Linked DNA regions of Homo sapiens: region 1 is linked to region 2. Evidence: read pairs that join two places in POLR2A ChIA-PET (ENCODE). Cell type or tissue: MCF 10A. All regions are shown on one strand. Links, peaks and the distances in the headings refer to the core of each region. The heading gives the core; the rest is flanking DNA. Region 1 overlaps MSI2 (musashi RNA binding protein 2). Region 2 has its middle 81 kb from the start of AKAP1.

Evidence for each region. Peaks named below come from ENCODE experiments on the same cell type or tissue, not always from the same donor. Only the 100,000 strongest peaks of a DNase experiment are listed, where the experiment ranks them.
Region 1: POLR2A ChIA-PET joins it to region 2 with 7 read pairs; 1 of 35 experiments calls an interaction of 5 or more read pairs at or near these places.

What each region holds. Positions count from the first base shown.
Region 1 is chr17:57,287,924-57,297,318 of GRCh38, reverse strand. All of the region lies in intron 5 of MSI2 (musashi RNA binding protein 2), which reads right to left. Among named protein-coding and RNA genes, the nearest start is that of MSI2, 36 kb to the right of the region's middle. RefSeq lists a silencer at 8,510-8,685. In MCF 10A, for the core only: no CTCF peak of the experiment used is centred there; a DNase peak (open chromatin) is centred at 3,988.
Region 2 is chr17:57,161,965-57,171,359 of GRCh38, reverse strand. No RefSeq gene overlaps it. Among named protein-coding and RNA genes, the nearest start is that of AKAP1, 81 kb to the right of the region's middle. In MCF 10A, for the core only: no CTCF peak of the experiment used is centred there; a DNase peak (open chromatin) is centred at 4,489.

The DNA of each region.
Region 1 (9,395 bases), core at 1,782-5,781, 130 kb before region 2:
ACTAGCTTTACTGCAATATTCACTTTATTGCAATGGTCTGGAACTGAATCTGCAATATCTCCAAGGTGTGCCTGTATAATCTCAACCAAGCCAAAAGCAATATTACAAATATACTTAAAAAAAAAAAAAACAAAAAAAAACTGGGCCCAGCATGGTGGTGGCTCACACCTGTAATCCTAGCACTTTGGGAGGCCAAGGCGGGTGGATCACAAGGTCAGGAGTTCAAGACCAGCCTGGCCAAGATGGTGAAACCCCATCTCTACTAAAAATACAAAAATTAGCCAGGTGTGGTGGCGCGGGCCTGTAGTCCCAGCTACCCAGGAGGCTGAGGCAGGAGAATGGCGTAAACCCAGGAGGCAGAGCTTGCAGTGAGCAGAGATCGCGCCACTGCACTCCAGCCTGGGCGACAGAGTGAGACTCCATCTCAAAAAACAAAAAAGCCTTAATATTTCAAAATAATTTTTGAATGACAGAAGAAATGCAAAAATAGCTTAGAGTTCCCCATACCCCTCATTCAGCTTTTCCTAATGTTCATCTCTTACATAACCACGATGCATTGATCAAACTAAGAAATTAACACTGATTCAATATTCAATACTATTAACTAAACTACATGTTTTATTTGGATTTCATCAATTTTTTTACTGATGTCTTTTTTCTGTTCAAGGATCCAATCCAGGATACATGTTGCATTTTAATATTATTTGTTTTTAAATATGTAAACATTTTATGATTATTTATTCTTCCTTGGTAAGTACTGGTACTCTGGGCAAAGACTTAATCCTTCTCCCTATCGTCAAAGAAAGCAATCTTTGACACGATCTTCTGGCCTCCAAAGGGAACAGAATTTGATCCACAGTGAGATAAAAACCCAGACAATGACCAAGCCTCTTAACCTTCCATAAGCAGCCACCACCCTGGCCTCTCTCCACAGCAACTAACTGGTATTTAAAAGTAATTTATGTTAATTGCAGTCGGCCATATATGAACACTACAAAGCCAGCCGGCTTCAAACAAAAAGGCTCAAGAGAGGAGCCTAACAAAAAATTAATTTTGTAAAAGACCTATTTCTATTCCAACTTGTTTTTAAATGTATGTTCTGAGTCACACACCATTAACTGTCTCAATTTATTAATAATCTCAGGGCAACCAACTATCTCAGATAATGCAACGATGAAATCTTGCATAAAAAAAGAAAATGAAATATCTATATGCAAACATTAAGCAGGTAGTCAGCTGTGATGACCAGAGAGGATTATTATTGTTTTTTAAACCAGAACATGTAGTAAGGCAAAAAAAAAAAAAAAAAAAAAAAAAAAAAAAAAAGGAAGGCTGCGTGAACTGGTAACTCAAACTTTGTAAAGAAAATTCTTCTCCTCTGAGCATGAGATTCTTTTAGAAAGACCAGTTCAAAGAAAAGTTCTATGGAATTCCTTCCTCCTCTCCCCCAAGCAAAGATTTGTGACGGGAGCAGAAAGCCCCATATTCTCAAAGACCCTTCTTTTCGCTGAGGAAATGACGGTGCTGTTTTGGCATTTTAAAGCAAGAACAAATACTTTAGCTATAAAATCCACTTTGTAGATTGAATCAGCAAGACAGCTGTTTATACAGAAACCCTTTCCTTTCTCCCTCCAAGCCCCTCAGTGATTCATATCAGCAATAAAACATTGGCTAGAACAAAGAAAAACGGAGTTTAAAGAAGAGAGACACAGGGCACACCCACCACCTTAATAAGTCTATTCCTTAACAGATAGAGCCTATTTCAACTTAGCCTATTTCCATGAATAATATTTCTCAACCTACCGCACCTGTATAAAAAATAATAATAATAATAATCCCCCAAAAACTGACCAACTTTTTGCTGCAGAGTCAGAAACTGAGTTCTTATTTGTGTAAAATGCTCAGTGGGTGTGACACAACCCATCTTTGATATGCTCTGGGCTTTGAAGTATGCTCTCTTTTTAGCCATGGGGAGCCTGATGACTCACCAGCACCCTTCTAGCTCCCCTCCTTGCCAACTGTCAGCCATCTCCCTAAGCAAGCAGGGCGGCAGGGCCACCAGATGCTGGGCAGGAGGCGTATTAATTCTCCTGAGTGACAGAGGCTTGGGGAAAGAAGTGGGCAGCGCTGCACAGAAAGACACATGACCATGACCATCCATCATCAGAAGCTAAACCCCAGGACCCAGTTTGCACTGGAGGGTGGGCACATTCCCCCCATCCCAATTCTTTCCTGTTCACTCTTCAAGGCCCAAGCCAAATGCCACTTCCTCTATGAAGCCTTCCCTGGCTCTCCCCAGAAACGACTCTCTGCTCGGTGGTCCTGAAACACCTTTAGCATCCTTCGCCCGCTGATCACCTGCCTCCCCAAACAGACACACACTCAAAGGCAAACTAGGCCCTTCCCTCATCTCTGTAACCCTAGCCCCCTGGCCTGCACCCAACCCAGAGCAGGGGATCAAGAAATGTTTGCTCAATGAATGAACCCAACTCACCTACCCCAGAAACCACATTACTAAATGCTAATTACCTCTCACTGCATGAATAATGGATGAGGAAATGAAATAACAAATGTCTCCTTGTTAGCCAAGTCGCCAAGTCCTTCGGGAGCACAAACACAGGATCGACTGACTTGTGGCTGTTGTAGGATGGGTCAGAGACAAGACAACTCATCTTGAAGGGGTGAGAGGCAGGGAAGGAGGAGAACCACATTGGTCCAGCAGCTGGCAGTACCCTGAGATGTTACCAATCAAGTTCTAGACAACTCAGACTCACTTCTTCACCTTCCCCAGCTTCAGCTAGCCCCTTGGAGTTGATTCTTGCATGGTATACTTGGAAACATTAGCAGGAAGGCAAAGAGTTGCCCAAGAATAAGCTCAACTCCTTTTTCTCCCGTGAAACTCACCCCCAACAGTGCCACGCCAGCTTTTGCCACATCTCGTTCATCTGCCACGGCCCCCTGAGATATGCCTGCCCCTGCACCTGCCGGCACTTAAAAATGAAAGCCAGATGCTCAAACAGCACCCAGATGAAGTGCTATACTGGAGCAAACAACAAGGCAAGATTTATGATAAAGGAGGTACCGGATCTCTTCCCACTCACTGGAATAAAAAGGTCAAACAAATATCCAATTTGTGGCTGGTCAGAGCCAGATCCTCCCATGTCCAAGATTCATTCTGTCAAAAATAAACAAGTCCGCCTCCAGAACATAGGGACATCTGCAGGGTCCCCTCCAGCCCCTCTCCTCTAAATCCCACACTACCCTGGAGAGACAGTACCACAGAGATGCACACAAGGTGACAGAGGAACTTTTTTCAGTTTCCCTGAACAAGCCTCAGAAAAAGTGAACATGCATTGCCTATCCATTTACAACATCTAACAGCCCATATTCCTTTAAAAAAAAAAAAAAACAGGCTGGGCACAGTGGCTCATGCCTGTAATTCCAGCATTTTGGGAGGCTGAGGCGGGCAGATCACCTGAGGTCAGGAGTTCGAGACCAGCCTGACCAACATGGAGAAACCCCATCTCTACTAAAAATACAAAATTAGCCGGGTGTGGTGGCGCATGCCTGTAACCCCAGCTACTCGGGAAGCTGAGGCAGGAGAATCGCTTGAACCCAGGAGGCGGAGGTTGCAGTGAGCCGAGATTGCGCCATTGCACTCCAGCCTGGGCAACAAGAGCAAAACTCCATCTCAAAAAAAACAAAAAAAAACAAAAAAAAAAACAAAAAAACAATAAAGCACTGATTACATATTCAGAGGATGTGCTATATATCCAGGAAAAAATTATGATCAGATACTTGAGCCTTTTCTAATTCTGCAAATAATCAAGTAATGGCAAGGTACAGCCAAGCGCTGTTGCAGCGTGAGGAGGAGGCGGAGGTGGAAGGAAGCTCTCCACATCAGGATCGCAGTGCTCAGGCGTTCAGAGCAGGCCTCAACCTGACAGCCCCGTGGGTCCAGGAGCCTCCCCGCCTCCCATGCTGGAATGCGAGCTGTACATACCTCTTGGTGGTTTCATACTCCAAGCCGGAAGCAGGACAAGTCATGTGAAGGCCATTCCAACAGTAGGGCCCTGAGTCTCTCCCCAGCCTCCCCTGTGGCCCCAGGCTCTGGAGCAAACACCATTCTCAGTTCACCCAGGGGTGGCTCTGAAAACCATGGGCACTGGGTAATGCTGACCAAGTCGACTGACTTTTTTTTTTTTTAACCTTAATGAGCCAATGCAGTAAATTCTTCAAATGTTCTCAGATTTACAACAGGTGACCTCTACAAAAGAAAGAAACCACTGTCTTATTTATTGGTTCAGAAGGTCAGCTTACTACTTAAACGGGTCTTTTTCTGAAACCTTTGGTACTGGGAAGAACTCTCTCTCCTTGACAAATCTTACTCCAAAAGTCAGGGTTTTCGTCTAGCGGGTTTTCTTAAAGTGGGGCATACCTGTGAGAGGGAGGCTCTTGGAGGGTCACTGTACATTTATACTTCCTTCAGCAACCAAAGTCTTAGGCCCCTAAAGCAACTCACAGAAAGGCTGTGAACTCTTCCAACCGTGCTGGCCCCAGAAAGGCTCCTTTCCCTCCTAACACTTTGTGAAATGACTCGCTCGCTCCCAAGGGCATCGTGGAGCCACATCTCCAGGTGAGACCAAGGTTTCCAGGCCTCAGCATCCTTTGGGGACCTGGTTTCAGTCACAGATGTCCAGGCACCTTAGCAACTGGAGATCCACAGGTGAGGGACCCCCCACCAACCTCCATTTCTAACAAGCACCCCCGAGGGGTTCTGATGGAAGTACTGGCTGCTCACAAATCCACCCTTCCTCCAGGTACCCTGCCACCCCAACCCCACTGGAGTCACCAGGTCTAAGGCACATGGGAGAGTTTGCCTCTCACCCCTCCTCCTTTCATACTCACTCTGCCCCCTGCTCTGGTCCAGGCCCTGTTCTCTTAGCTCCCTGGTCTCCCCCAGTCCATGACTTATAACACTGCCAAGAATTTTCTCTCTAAAATATCAATGTGATGATGCCCTGGCTCCTAAGCCGCCAGGATTCCAGACTGCCTTCAGGCAAAGTCTCTATCTCTTGAGCGGAATGCAGAACTTTTCCTGCTCTTGCCCCTAAATCACCAGTCCAGCCTCCCCTCCCATTCTCTAGCCCCTTCCCCCAGGCAGCTGTCCGAGGGTCTCCCTAGCCCCCAATCCACTGGACCTTCTCGGTGAATGCGTCCCCTCCTCTACGATCCTGCATTTTCACGCAGGTCTCGCCCACTAGCCCTCCTGAGGAGGGGGACTGTCTAGCTTTTGTTTCCATCCCTGACTCCCAATCTCCAGCACAGCACTCTGCCCATGGTAAAGGCTCAATCAGTGAGTTCACTCCATGAACAAATCCTCTCCTGCCTGGCCTGGTTAGTTAGAATGGCGGGGGAGAATGAGGCTGGGGTCTTCAGATGAGATCGGGCACATTCAGGGTGGTATGGCTGTAGACAGTGGGGTCTTCAGTTCCAGCTCCCCCGTCCTTCACTCAAAAAAAACCTATTCAATAGGCAGCCACTTAAACTTCTGGCCACAAGCAGGACAAGGCCAGGGTATATTGACAGCTCAAAACAATCCAGTCCTACCGTAGAGAAAACAATTCAAGTGCGGGACCTGCTGACAACAGGTCAGGTGTGTCATCTCCACACATAAGAAAAAGCAGCAGAGTCGATCCATCTTTCAGCATCCCCTAATGGTACTAAGCAGCATGTTTAGCTGTTATTTCAATAAGCCTTATTAAGACCCAATTTTCTTGGGTCTTCTTTCAGATTCTGCAACATTAAAAGCCTCGCTGCTTAATTACATTAGGAGCACCTGTATATATTATGTGCAATAAATCAACTTTAATTTACCACCACACAAGGCTATTCATCTTCTCTGGGTTATTTATTGCTCGGTATTATTGGTGGTGAATTGTATCCTCTCTGCTATACGGAAGAATAGTTGGGGTAAGAAAGCCAAAGCTGTATTTCAGAACACTCCGGGATGCTGATCACACATGTACACAGCGAAAAGGAAAGAAAAAGAAACATATAAGCGAATCTTGGCAATCTGCTCCTTGCTATTTTCCTAAAACACTCCCCAAACATTTTGATGTTTTCTTTTGCACGCATGCACACACATACCAGTTACCCGCTGAAACGACACAACCTGCAAAACAGGCCCACAGCTCTCGCCGGCAGAATTGAGTATGGGATGCTGGCTGAGCTGAAAAACAGGGACACTCCATGGGCCAGAGGAGACAAGTCTTCCCTCATCTGCTGCTGCCCCCAGTCCTAACGATGGGGTGCAGCCAGGACCTGACACCCAGGGGCATCTCGCAGAGGTTTACACCCAGGACACTGACGCAGGGCCCAAATCAGGCCCCCCAGCGTGGGCAGAACTGTTTCCCAGATAATCCAAGGTGGAAGACACTTCTCCTTGTGATGACACGGGGGCCCTTCATTCTTTAAGAATCTGACCAACACTGCCATTGAAGGAGCCACCAGGTTATATGCGGGCTCCCTGCAATATCACCACCTGAGATATTAAACACTGAGTCCTGGGCCCCAAGACTGAGACACCGATTTCAGCATGCCCAGGAATGGGTTCACCTGATTTTTCTGCATAGTAAAGTCTGAGAAGCACTTTCCTAAAGCCTCAGGAGCCAGGCTAACCATCTATTATAGAATAATATAACCAGGCCAGGGACAGTAGTTCACACTTGTAATCCCAACATTTGGAGAGGCCAAGGCAGGAGGATCACTCGGGGCTAGGAGTTAGAGACCCCCACCTGGGCAACATAACAAGACCCCATCTCTACAAAAAATTTTTAAAAATTAAATGGGCATGGTGGCATGTGCCTGTAGTGCCAATACTTGGGAGGCTGAGGTGGGAGGACTGCTTGAGTCCAACAGTTGGAGGGTACAGTGAGTTATGATCACACCACTGCACTCCAGCCTAGGTAACAGAGGGAGACTCTGTCTCTAAAAAGAAAAACTAAAATAAATTAAAAAGAATAGTGTAACCAATGATAATATAATTAAGGATGACTTCCTTACCCCTGGCCAGGCTATAGGCTCAGCCCTTTTCTTGCACAAATTCCTCAAGATGACCCCAGAGTAGGTACTATTACTCTCATCCCCATGTTATAGATGAGAAAACTGAAGCACAGAGAGATTAAATAACTAGCCCACAGTCCCACCTCTATAACTGGCTGGGCAGTCTGGTCCCTGCATCCATGCTGTCAACCATGGGCTATACTGCCTCTCCAAGGCCAGACTCCCCACACCCTCTCCAACTGGACAACCACCTTCTTTGGTTCTAAGCAAAAGAGAGGCAAAAGTCACCAAGACATCATGGGCTCCGCTTCTACTCCATAAAGCCATCTGGTTCTCCTAAGTCCAACATCTAAAACTACTTCATGGCAACTTGCCGGCAACACACAGTTCTGTCTCTGAGCTTCCCACCAACGTGATTCAGCGAGCTTCTCACAAGAGCAGGGTGCACCGGGCTGCCGGGCAGCACTCCTGCAGCAGAGGGAAGCCAAATCACTGGAAGCCGAAGTAGCATCACTGAGTGTTTCACGGCCTCCTCCTTCTCACCAAGGGAGCTGTGATGGATTTTATGGCACACAAGTGACTTTTTTACAAGCACAGCAGCAACCTCCAACTTTCATCTGATAATTTACCTTTAATCAGGGCCTAGAAAAATCCCTGGCCAACCAATCCCACCAGACAGCTCCTTCCAGGCTCGTCTTACAGACGACAGAGAGAAATAAAAGGGAAGAGAGGACGGCAGAGTCCTGGCAAGCAAAACTTTTTTTTTTTAATGAATTCATTTCAAATAAAAATCCATTCAGTGCATGCAGAAAAGCCAGTCCCTCTGAGTGACAAATTTGTGTGTGCCAGGGATGAGAGAGCAAATCAAACTCGTGGAGCTTGCAACCAAACTCCTAGAGGCCCAAACACAGGACTGCCAAGAGCCCAGGAGTGCAGAGTCATTCTGCTAAAAGAAGTTCCCACTCCAAAAAGCTCTATAGAGATGCTGGCCTGGGTGGAAACGTCCCCTCTCCCTGCCCTTTCACTTAACCAAAAGGGAAGACCAGCAGGAGCCGTGGAAATCAAACCCAGGGCATGTGGCTAGCCACCTGCGGGAGGCTGGGGCCTGGACCAGGTGATCTCTCCAGGCACTTTCCTGCTCTTGAATTTCATGAATATTTCATTGTCCAGGTTCCAATCCATGCAGAACAGAACCTCAGAAAACATACAAATATTTCCCCTTCTTATAGAGAAGTGACCTATAGTGCTAGACCAATGACTCTCATCTAAGGGTGACTGTGTCCCCCAGGAGACACGTGGCAATTGCTAGCTGTCACAACCAGGGAGGGATTGCTACTGGCATCTAGTGGGTAGAGGCCGGGGATGCCGCTAAACATCCTACTACAGATACAATGCACTCCAATGCACCCCCACTTCCCCAACCTCCACCCTTGCAACAAAGAATAATCTGGCTCAAAATGTCAACAGTGCCAAAGTTGTGGACCCCTGGCCTAGAGCACAGAAGGTAATCAAACGCTCACACTCCCAGCCTTCCCACAGCCTCCGTTCCCTGTAACACCACTCACTCCCAGCACCTCTCTAAATCAAGCAGGAATTAGAAACCAAACTGCACCATCTATCATCTAGACACTGGGATCCACCCTCAGCTGAGAGCCAAGGGTCTGTGCTGATTACAGCCAACCTCCCTCAGTCTCCGGTGCACGCTGCTCTCAGGCAGAGGCCAGAGAAAAGGATGATGACCCAGGAGAAGCTGGGACTCTGTGAGGCTAACTCTCAGTTTAGCAAACACCAGGAAGGTTAGGGGGAAGATTCTGTAGAGAAAGTCAGAAGGGTACAACTAACCTTTCAGGGCCTGGAAGGCTAAACAGCACACTCGGGCCTCTCGGTCCAAAGCAGTAAAATCAATGGTGTAGGGTTCGGTAACTGCACGACCTCCTCCCTGTCCCAGCGACAACAGCTGGGTCCAGGCTGGCTGCATAATCAACACTGACTAAGCACCTAACAGATGCCAGGAATTGTGCTACGTGCTCTACAGAAAGTTCTGTCTGTTCCCAGAGCTGCCACACAAGTCTTATTATCCCCATTTTACAGATGACACACATCAGGCTCAGAGAGGTTATGTCACTTGGCCAGGTCACATAGCCAGGATTCAATCCCAGAACTGTCTCCAAAGAACAGGCCTATCTACCATACCACATTGCCTCTCTTCTCCCAAACATCCCACCCCAGACAGAGGGATGGAGGAATAAAGGAGGAGGAGGAGGCTCAGAATCCTCCTGGAGCTCCTCCTGCTCCTCCTGGTGCCGCCCTGGCCTGCTCTCCCACACTCC
Region 2 (9,395 bases), core at 2,159-6,158:
TTGGCCATCTCTTGGCACACTCTCTCTCTGAGCCACACATCTTCCCAAGAAATAATTATTACCACCCCCATTTTTACAGGTGAGGAAGCTGGGGCCCAGAGAGGCAAGGTAACTTGCCTGAGGTCACATAGTAGAACCAGAAGTCAAATTCAGGCAAGCTGACTCCAGATCTCGTTCCAACAATCTGCATGGCCTCCCCAGGCCCCTCCATCTCAGAGTGCCTCTCTTGTTTTTCCGCATTCTCATCACTTCTACCACCTGTTCTCAGTCTTGGCAGGTGGCAGCCCTCAGGTCAGTGCCCGGCTGTCCACATTCGTTTTAGAGGAACCCCCAGGCTCAACCCAGAGCCAGCTGCAGGAGAGGCATGCTTCTTGGGCAGAGTCCATGGGTGAGTTGGGTTTTTTTTTCTTTTCAGTTTTCTTTCATTTGGTTAATTGATACTTATGGTAAAATATACATAAGATTTACCATTTTAACCTTTTTTTTTTTTTTGAGACGGAGTCTCCCTCTGTCACCCAGGCTTGAGTGCAGTGGCACGATCTTGGTTCACTGCAACCTCCACCTCCTGGGTTCAAGTGGTTCTCCTGTCTCAGCCTCCCGAGTAGCTGGGATTACAAGTGTGTACCACCCTGCCCGGCTAATGTTTTATTTTTTATTTTTAGTAGAGACGGAGTCTAACCATGTTGGCCAAGCTGGTTTTGTTTTGTTTTTATTTTTGGTTTTGAGACAGAGTCTTGCTCTGTCGCCCAGACTGGAGTGCAGTGGTGCAATCTCACTCACTGCAACCTCTGCCTCCTGGGTTCAAGTGATTCTCCTGCCTCAGCCTCCCGAGTAGCTGCGATTACAGGCACCTGCCACCACACCCGGCTAATTTTTTGTATTTTTAGTAGATATGGGGTTTTGCCATGTTGTCCAGGCTGGTCTCAAACTCCTGAGCTCAGGTGCTCTACCAGCTTCGGCCTCCCAAAATGTTGGGATTACAGGCCTGAACCACTGCCAGTATATTCACATTGACGTATGACTATTGCCACCCTCCAGCTCTAGAACTTTTTCCACCTTCTGAAACTGAAACTCTATAACCATTAAACAGTTCTCCATTCTCCCTTCCCTCCTCACCAGCCCCTGACAACCACCATTCTACTTTGTCTCTAGGAATTTGACTACTCTAAGTACTTGATATAAGTAGAATCATACAATATTTCTCCTTTGTGTCTGGCTTATTTCACTTAGTATGAAGTCCTCAAGGTTTACCTATGTTGTGGCATGTGTCAAATTTTTTTTGAGACAGGGTCTCACTCTGTCACCAGGCTGGCATGCAGTGGCATAATGTAGGCTCACTGCAGCCTCTGCCTCACCCTCTGGGTTCAAGTGATCCTCCCACCTCAGCCTCCTGAGTAGTTGGGACCACAGGTGCACACCACCATGCCTGGCTATGTTTTTGTATTTTTGGTAGAGACAGGGTCTCACCATGTTGCCCAGGCTGGTCTCAAGCTCTTGAGCTCAAGTGATCTGCCTGCCTCAGCCTCCAAAAGTGCTGGGATTACAGGCATGAGCCACCATGCCAGGCTCATTGTTTTTTTAAGTGGAATAATATTCCATGGTATGTATATACTACATTTTGCTTATCCTTTCATCCATTAACGGTCATTTGAGTTGTTTCCCCTTTTGGCTATTGTGAATAATGCTGCTATGAACATTGGTATACAGATATCTTCTATGTTTGAGTCTCTGTTTTCAATTCTTTGGGGTATGATATGGTTTGGCTCTGTATCCCCATCCAAGTCTCACATTGAATTGTGATCCCGAGTGTTGGAGGTGGGGCCTGGTGGGAGGTGATTGGATCATGGGGGTGGTTTCTAATGGTTTAGCACCATCCTCCTAGTGCTGTCTCCCGACAGAGTTCTCTTGAGAACTGGTTAACAAGTATATAGGACTTCCCCCTTTGCTCTCTCTCTCCTGCTGCCATGTGAAGATGTGCTGGCTTCCCCTTCACCTTCTGCCATGATTGTAAGTTTCCTGAGGTCTCCCCAGCCATGCTTCCTGTACAGCCTGTTGAACTATAAGCCAATTAAACCTCTTTTCTTTACAACTTACCCAGTCTCAAGTAGTTCTTTATAGCAGTGTGAGAATGGACTAATACAGGGTATATATCCAGAAGTAGATGAGTTTTTAAAAACAAATCAAAACTCTCCTACTGTGTTACCAGCTTTGCAGGGGGCAGGAAGAGGGAGGAGAGCACTGTGTAAGAGTGGATGGTGGGAGACATTATTTGCAAATCATATATCTGATAAGAGACTTGTATCCAGAATATAGAAGAAAAAAAAACTCTCACAACTCAATAATAAAAAGACAAATAACCCAATTAAAAAATGGGCAAAGGATCTGAATAGACATTTCTCCAAGGATGATATGCAAATGGATAATAAGCATATGAAAAGATGCTCTGTGTCATTAGTCATCAGGGAAATGCAAAACAAAACCACAGTGAGATACCACTTCACACCCACTAGGATGGCTAGAATAAAAACGTTGGACAAGGATGTAGAAAAATCAGAATCTTCATATACTGCTGGTGGTAATGTGAAATGATACACTCGCTTTACAAAACAGTTTGGTAGTTCATCTCATGGTTAAATATAGAGTTACCATATGGCCCAGCAATTGCTCTCCTAGGTATATGCCCAAAAGAACTGAAAACAATATTTGTTTGAAAACAGGCTCAATTTGTTCATAACAGCACTGTTCACAATAGCCAAAAGGTGGAAACAACCTAAATGCCCATCAACTATAAGTAGATAAACAAAATGTTATATCCATGGAATATTATTCAACCAAGAAAAGAAATAAAGTATAGCAGCCGTATTGATAACTGCCCAAACTTGGAAGCAACCAAGATGTCCTTCAGTAGGTGAATAGAGAAACTGTGGTATATCCAGACAATGAAATGTTATCGACACGCTACTAAGTGAAAGAAGCTAATCTGAAAAGCCTACATACTGCGTGATTCTAACTACATGACATTCCAGAAAAAGCAAAACTATGGAGACAGTAAAAATATCAACAGTTACTTCGGAGGAGGGACGAATAGCAAAGCAGAGAGGATTTTTAGGGCAGTGAAACTATTCTGTGTAATACTGTAATGGTGAATACCCGCCAATGCCATTACACACTTGTCAGCATCTATAGAATGTCCACCAACAGTGAATCCTAATGTAAACTACGGACTTTAAATGATAACAAGGTATCCATACAGTTTCACCAGTTCTAACAAATGTACCACTGGTGCCAGTGTTGACAGTGGGGGAGGCTATACATGTGTGGGGTTGAGGAAATTCTCTGTACTTTCTGCTCATTTTTGCTGTGAACCTAAAACTGTTCTACAAAATAAAGTCTAAAAAAATGGAATGAAGTGTTGAGACATGCTACAACATAGATAAATCCTGAAACCATCATGCTATGTGAAAAAAGCCAGTCACAAAAGGCCACATATTATATGATTCCATTTATATGAAATGTCCAGAATAGGGAAATTGATAGAGACAGACACTAGACTCGTGGCTGCCAGAGGCAGGAGGGTATGGAATGAACAAGAGGGGAAGTGACAGCTAAAAGGTATGGGTTTCTTTTTGAGGTGATGAAAATGTTCTAAAATTGACTGTGGTGAGAGTTGCGTGTATTTGTGAATACATTAATACTAAAAATCACTGAATCATACACTTTAAATGGGTGAATTATATGATATGTAAATTATATCTCAATGAAGCTGTTTTAAAAAACTGGTAGGGTGGAGGTGGGAATAGTGGTTCATGCCTGTAATCCCAGCACTTTGGGAGGCTGAGGCAGGAGGATTGTTTGAGCCCAGGAGCATGAGACTAGCCTGGGCAACACAGCAAGAACCCATGTCTACACAAAGTACAAAAATTAGCCAGGCAGGGTAGTGCAAGCCTGTAGTCCCAGCTACTCGGGAGGCTGAGACAAGAGGATCATCTGAGCCTGCGAGATCAAGGCTGCGGTAAACTGTGATTGCACCACTGCACTCCAACCTGGGCAGAGGCCCTGTCTTTAAAAAAAAAAAAAAAAAAAATCAGTCAGGACTGCAGCCTTCCAGGAGTCCCTGCTAGTTAGCTTCACCTGTGGCTAAGGAGCTGACCCCACCCCCCCTTCCCCACCACCCTACCACCTTTGACCACTTTGACTCTGTTGAGGGGTGGGGGTTAAGGTTTCTGCTGCGAGGGCTCATCAGCATAAACACAGCTCAGCTTAGCTGCTTAACAGGCATTCTCATCTCAGAAAGGGCACCTGGACAAGCCACACCCTTTCTGTCATAACGTTATGACAAAGACCATTACAGATGAGACATCGCTGACCTATTGCCATTGAATCAGCAAAATGGGTGACCTGAGAGAAAGGCAGACAGCTCTCATGCAGCGAACGATCCGGGAGGCTTTCCCCCCCTTTTCCAGCCAGGAAAAGGCAGCCAACCCTGCAGTCCTCCCTCAGCCTCGAGGCAAGTGCAGGCCGGGGCTGATTCCTGAGGCCCTCGAGCCTGTAATTTGACCTTTAGAGTTAAGAAAGAAAAGTTACAGAAGTTTAGGCTGGAAGAGTCCTTGGATGTCATCCAGATAGTGGCTTCTAGACTTTCAGGTTTCACATCCCATATCATTCTAAAATATCCAGGGACACTGACAAGGAACATTATTGGATCATTAAATGTCATTATTGGATTTTTTTTTAAAGAATAATTGAAAAGATAGAATGTCAGAATAAAAGAAAGCCATTTAAATGGAACAATTCAGCATTATGAAAAACTCATTACCTTTCTCCCTTCCCCTCCCCACTCCTCCTCTTTCCCCAGTAGTGAAAACTTGCCAAAGACAAGTGAAAACTTTATCCCCAAAACAGGATGGCTTATGGACCCAGGCTTTAGGTATCACTCTCCATTCAGCACTTGGATCTCCTGGAAACCATCTTCTAAATCAGCAGGATCTAAGTACCAGCCAGATCTAGGTTCAGTTCAAATCCTGCTTCTGCAATTTACTGGCTAGATATAGATTTTTGCAAGTTTCTTATCTTCTCTGAATCTCAATTCTCTTATCTGTAGAATAATTCTTATCTCAAAAATTTGTGTGTGTGTGAGAATTACCACAAAATAAAAGAAAAATATGAGAGTCCTTGGCACATAGTAGGCACTAATCATCATTTCTATGCTCGCCGGTGGTGAAAGACAGTCTCTGAGATAAGTCATTTCATTTTCCTGACTTTTTAGTTGATAAAAAATTCTTCCCTAGGTATGGCTAAACCTGTGTCCCTGTATATTCGCTCATGGATCTCAGACATCTACTTTAGGGTTTCATGGAACAAATCTCATCTTTCTGTCATGTGACACATTTTACTCTCCTTTCTTAGGTTCCTTTTTTCCTTCCATTCTCCAGACTACATATGCCTTCTGTGTCAATCATTTCTTAGAGAAGTTCTCATTGTCCTGCTTGTATTAGTCAGCTATTGGAAGAATAATGCTGTGTAAAAAGCCTCTCCAAAATTTCAATGGAAAAAAACAAACTCAGTAAAAACCAAAGAACTCAATGGCATACTACCTTAACCTGGGCTTGGCGGAGCTTGACTCTGGGCTTCAGGTTGGGTCCAGGTCTGCTCCAGATGTCTGTCATCTTCCTGGGACTCCCCAAAGCATGTTCTTTTAATGGGAAAAGGCAGAAACACACAGGGATATTCCCAGCTGCATAAGCACATTTCTAGCCCTTGCCACCTTCACATACTATTGGCTAAAACAAAGTTACAAGGTCAAGCCCAAAGTCAAGAGACCATGGTAGAAGAGTAGACATAGAATATGAAGGAGTGAAAAATTGATTGGCCCTTTTCTACTGGACACACTCTTGCAAAGTCTCATGGGTTAGTGGGGAGTAGGCAGCTTTGGAGAAAGGAGCAAGGCCTTGCAATGGTCTGGCCCCTGCCTACCATTCTTCTTCCTCCTCACTCATTAGCTGTAACGAGTTTCTTTTTTGTTGTTGTTGGAAACATAGTCTCGCTCTGACGATCAGGCTAGAGTGCAGTGGTGTGATCTTGGCTCACTGCAACCTCCGCCTTCCAGGTTCAAGCAATTCTTGTGCCTCAGCCTCCCAAGTAGCTGGGACTACAGGCATGTGCCACCACGCCCAGCTAATTTACATATTTTTAGTAGAAACAGGGTTTCACCATGTTGGCCAGGTTGGCCTTAAACTCCTGAGCTCAGGTGATCTGCCCACCTCGGCCTCCCACAGTGCTGGGATTACAGGCATGAGCCACCATGCCCAGCCGGTTTGTTCTGTTTTTTTTGAAGGCCCTAATCTCTTTGCTGCCTCAGGGCCCTTGCATGTGCTGTTCCTTTGTGCTTTAGAATGTGCTTTGCATGGAAAACTCTTCATCCCCTAGCCACTTTCTTTACCTCGAAATGGGCTCCTTCTCATGTTTAAAACAGGACTTAACTGCCACATCCTCAAAAAGACATCTTTATGACCATGGAATCCAAGTAAGTCTCTTAGTGTTCTCTAGCAAAGGGTCCTGTTTACTTTCCTACTGGCTCGTTACCTTATTTGTAATTATTTATTTCTCCTTCTCTATTAGACTCCAAGCTTCGTGAAGGCAAAGATGGTATCTGGTTTGCTCATTGCTGCATCCTGAGTGCTCAGCACAGACCCCAGTAGATGCTTAATACATAGTTTTTGTTGTTGTTGTTTGTTTGTTTTTTTGAGATGGAGTCTTGTTCTGCTGCCCAGGCTGGAGTGCAGTGGTGCGATCTCGGCTCACTGCAATCTCCGCCTCCTAACTTCAAGCGATTCTTCTGCCTCAGCCTCCCAAATAGTTGGGATTACAGGCACACACCACCACACCTGGCTAATTTTTGTATTTTTAGTAGAGACAGGGTTTCACCATGTTGGCCAGGCTGGTCTCGAACTCCTGACCTCAGGTGATCCACCTGCCTTGGCCTCCCAAAGTGCTGGGATTAGAGGCATGAGCCACCATGCCCAGCCAATACATAGTTATTGAGTGAAGGAATACAGGATTAAATGCAAAGAATAGATGAATGGACGAATTCCATCAGGTCTCATTCTCTTTCCCTTTGTTCAATGATAAAATGCGAAAGAGCGAAGGTAACATAAAGCTGCTCTCTTCACAAAGCTACTGCTCTCTCTTCTTCATACAGGACCAGTTACCAGCTGGTCCTAATGACAGGAGCATGGCTTGGAGAAGGCTCTTCATCTTTCTCAGTGTGCATGACCTTTGCCACCACCGCTTGACTATTTTTTAAATAAGGATTTGCTTCCATGACTTATTTTGCGTAGAGACCTACTCAGAGGAATTCATGCTCTCTGACCACATGCCCACTGTCTAGGTAGATGACCAGATATGCGCCAGGTGGTTTGGGATCAAAAACACATCACCAATAATTCACCAGGGAGATAATTGACAAGGGTTGGTGTAGGGGAACTATAAATAAATGAAGGTCAGTGACACAAACCACAGCTGGAGAGGCTGGGATGTTCAGCAGTTGATGGCAGTATCACTGTATCATCTGCCAATAGTGCCCATTCCAATCCCCTCTTCAAAATCCTTCTCTCTCCTCCCTCACAGTCCTTCAATCAGACTTTGCCCTTCATCGCCCCCACAAGCCACTGAAGTTTTGGTCTTTTGTGTCTGTGGCCTTTTGAAAACACCTGGACCTATTTAATGACATCCTCTGTAGCCTATAAACCCAGAGAAACTAGCACAGCTTGAGTCCCAACTCTCTCTCTGCCCCTTACCAACTGGATGGCACAGGCAGGAGACTTAACATCTTCAAACCTCAGGTCCCGCCTCTGATGAATGAGCATAGCCAAACGTATTTACTGAGCAATGATCAGGATTCACTGAGACAGGATAACATTAAATGCTTCCTAAACTATAAAAGAATTGAAATGTTAGTGGTATGATTTCTCTTCTTCAGTCAAGTAGGGCTGTGCTATGGAGCAGAAAGGGTTAAAGATTCTGGAACTGAAAAACTCTCTCTACAACAAAACAAAAGAGAAAATAATGCCCACTTCCAGATGCACTTGAAGGACAGATTGCTTAGGATGGGATTGCAATTGTGTTTCCAAGTGGGAGAAATGATTGCTGCCCTCATCAATATTGCTGCCGGCGAAATCTACATGGGACGCGATCAGGTAATTGAGGTCCCAAATTTAGTTTTTATCCAGACACCAAGATTAATAGGAATGGCTTCTTGGAATTAACTCTTTGTAGCTTTCTAATGCACAACGCACTTAGGAGTTGACATTAACATTTTAGGCCTGAACATTTGGAAGGTAAAGATCTATTGTCTGATTTAGCTAGTCCAAATGTTAAAATGGTCAAGGTCACAGGATTTATGTATAGTTGTCAGCTCTGGTTTGACTCCAGGAAAGACTCACCTGTATGAACCCCTGGACAGCCATTTCTAAGAGGTTGTGACAAGTCAGGTACACTGAGATATAGGACGGTGATGACTAGGGGCAATTCACCTTAGATGCTGTAGAAACACCACCACCACCAATTAACCACACATACACAACTAAAATATTCAGAAATACTCTGTTGTTAGGCAGTGGCATTTATGTCATTAATGCAATCAATATTTACTGAGTTTTTTAATCATGTATCTTGCCCAATGCATGTCTTCCATTTGGCTATTCCTGAGTTGCATATTTTATAACAAACTGGAAATAGTGTTTTCCTGAGTTCTGAGAGTCATTCTATTCAACTATTGAACCTGGGGAGGGGTGATTGGAACTCCCAAAATTGTAGTCGGCGGGGAAGAAATTTGAGTATCCTGGTCACTCCATTTATGGCTGGTGTCTGAAGTGGGAGCAGTCTTATGGGACTGAGACTTTAACCTCTAGGGTCTGGGCTAACTTTGGATAGTTCATATCAGAATTGAATTGGATTATTGGCCATGCAGTTGGCGTCAAAGAACTTGAGAAGTGGTATTGGAAAAGATACCATGTATTTGGTGTCGAGAAGAAAAAAAATCTCATATATTAATAGAATAAGAAAAAAATATATGACCATGTTAATAGACACAGAAGAAATACTTAAAAAAATTCAACACCCTTTCATAATGAAAATACTCTACAAGAAGGAAACCTTCATCAACCTTGATAAGGGCATCTATGAAAGTGCCTCCACCATCATCATACTTAATGGCAAAAGACTGAAGGCGTTCCCCTTAAAGATCAGGAAGTAGACAAGCACTTCCACTCTTGCCATTTCTATTTGGCATTGTACTAGAGGTTCTAGCCAGGGCAATTAAATGGGGGCTGGGGGAGGTGGGGGTGTGACACAACTACATTGGACACAACTATATTACAAAGCTATAGTAATCTAAC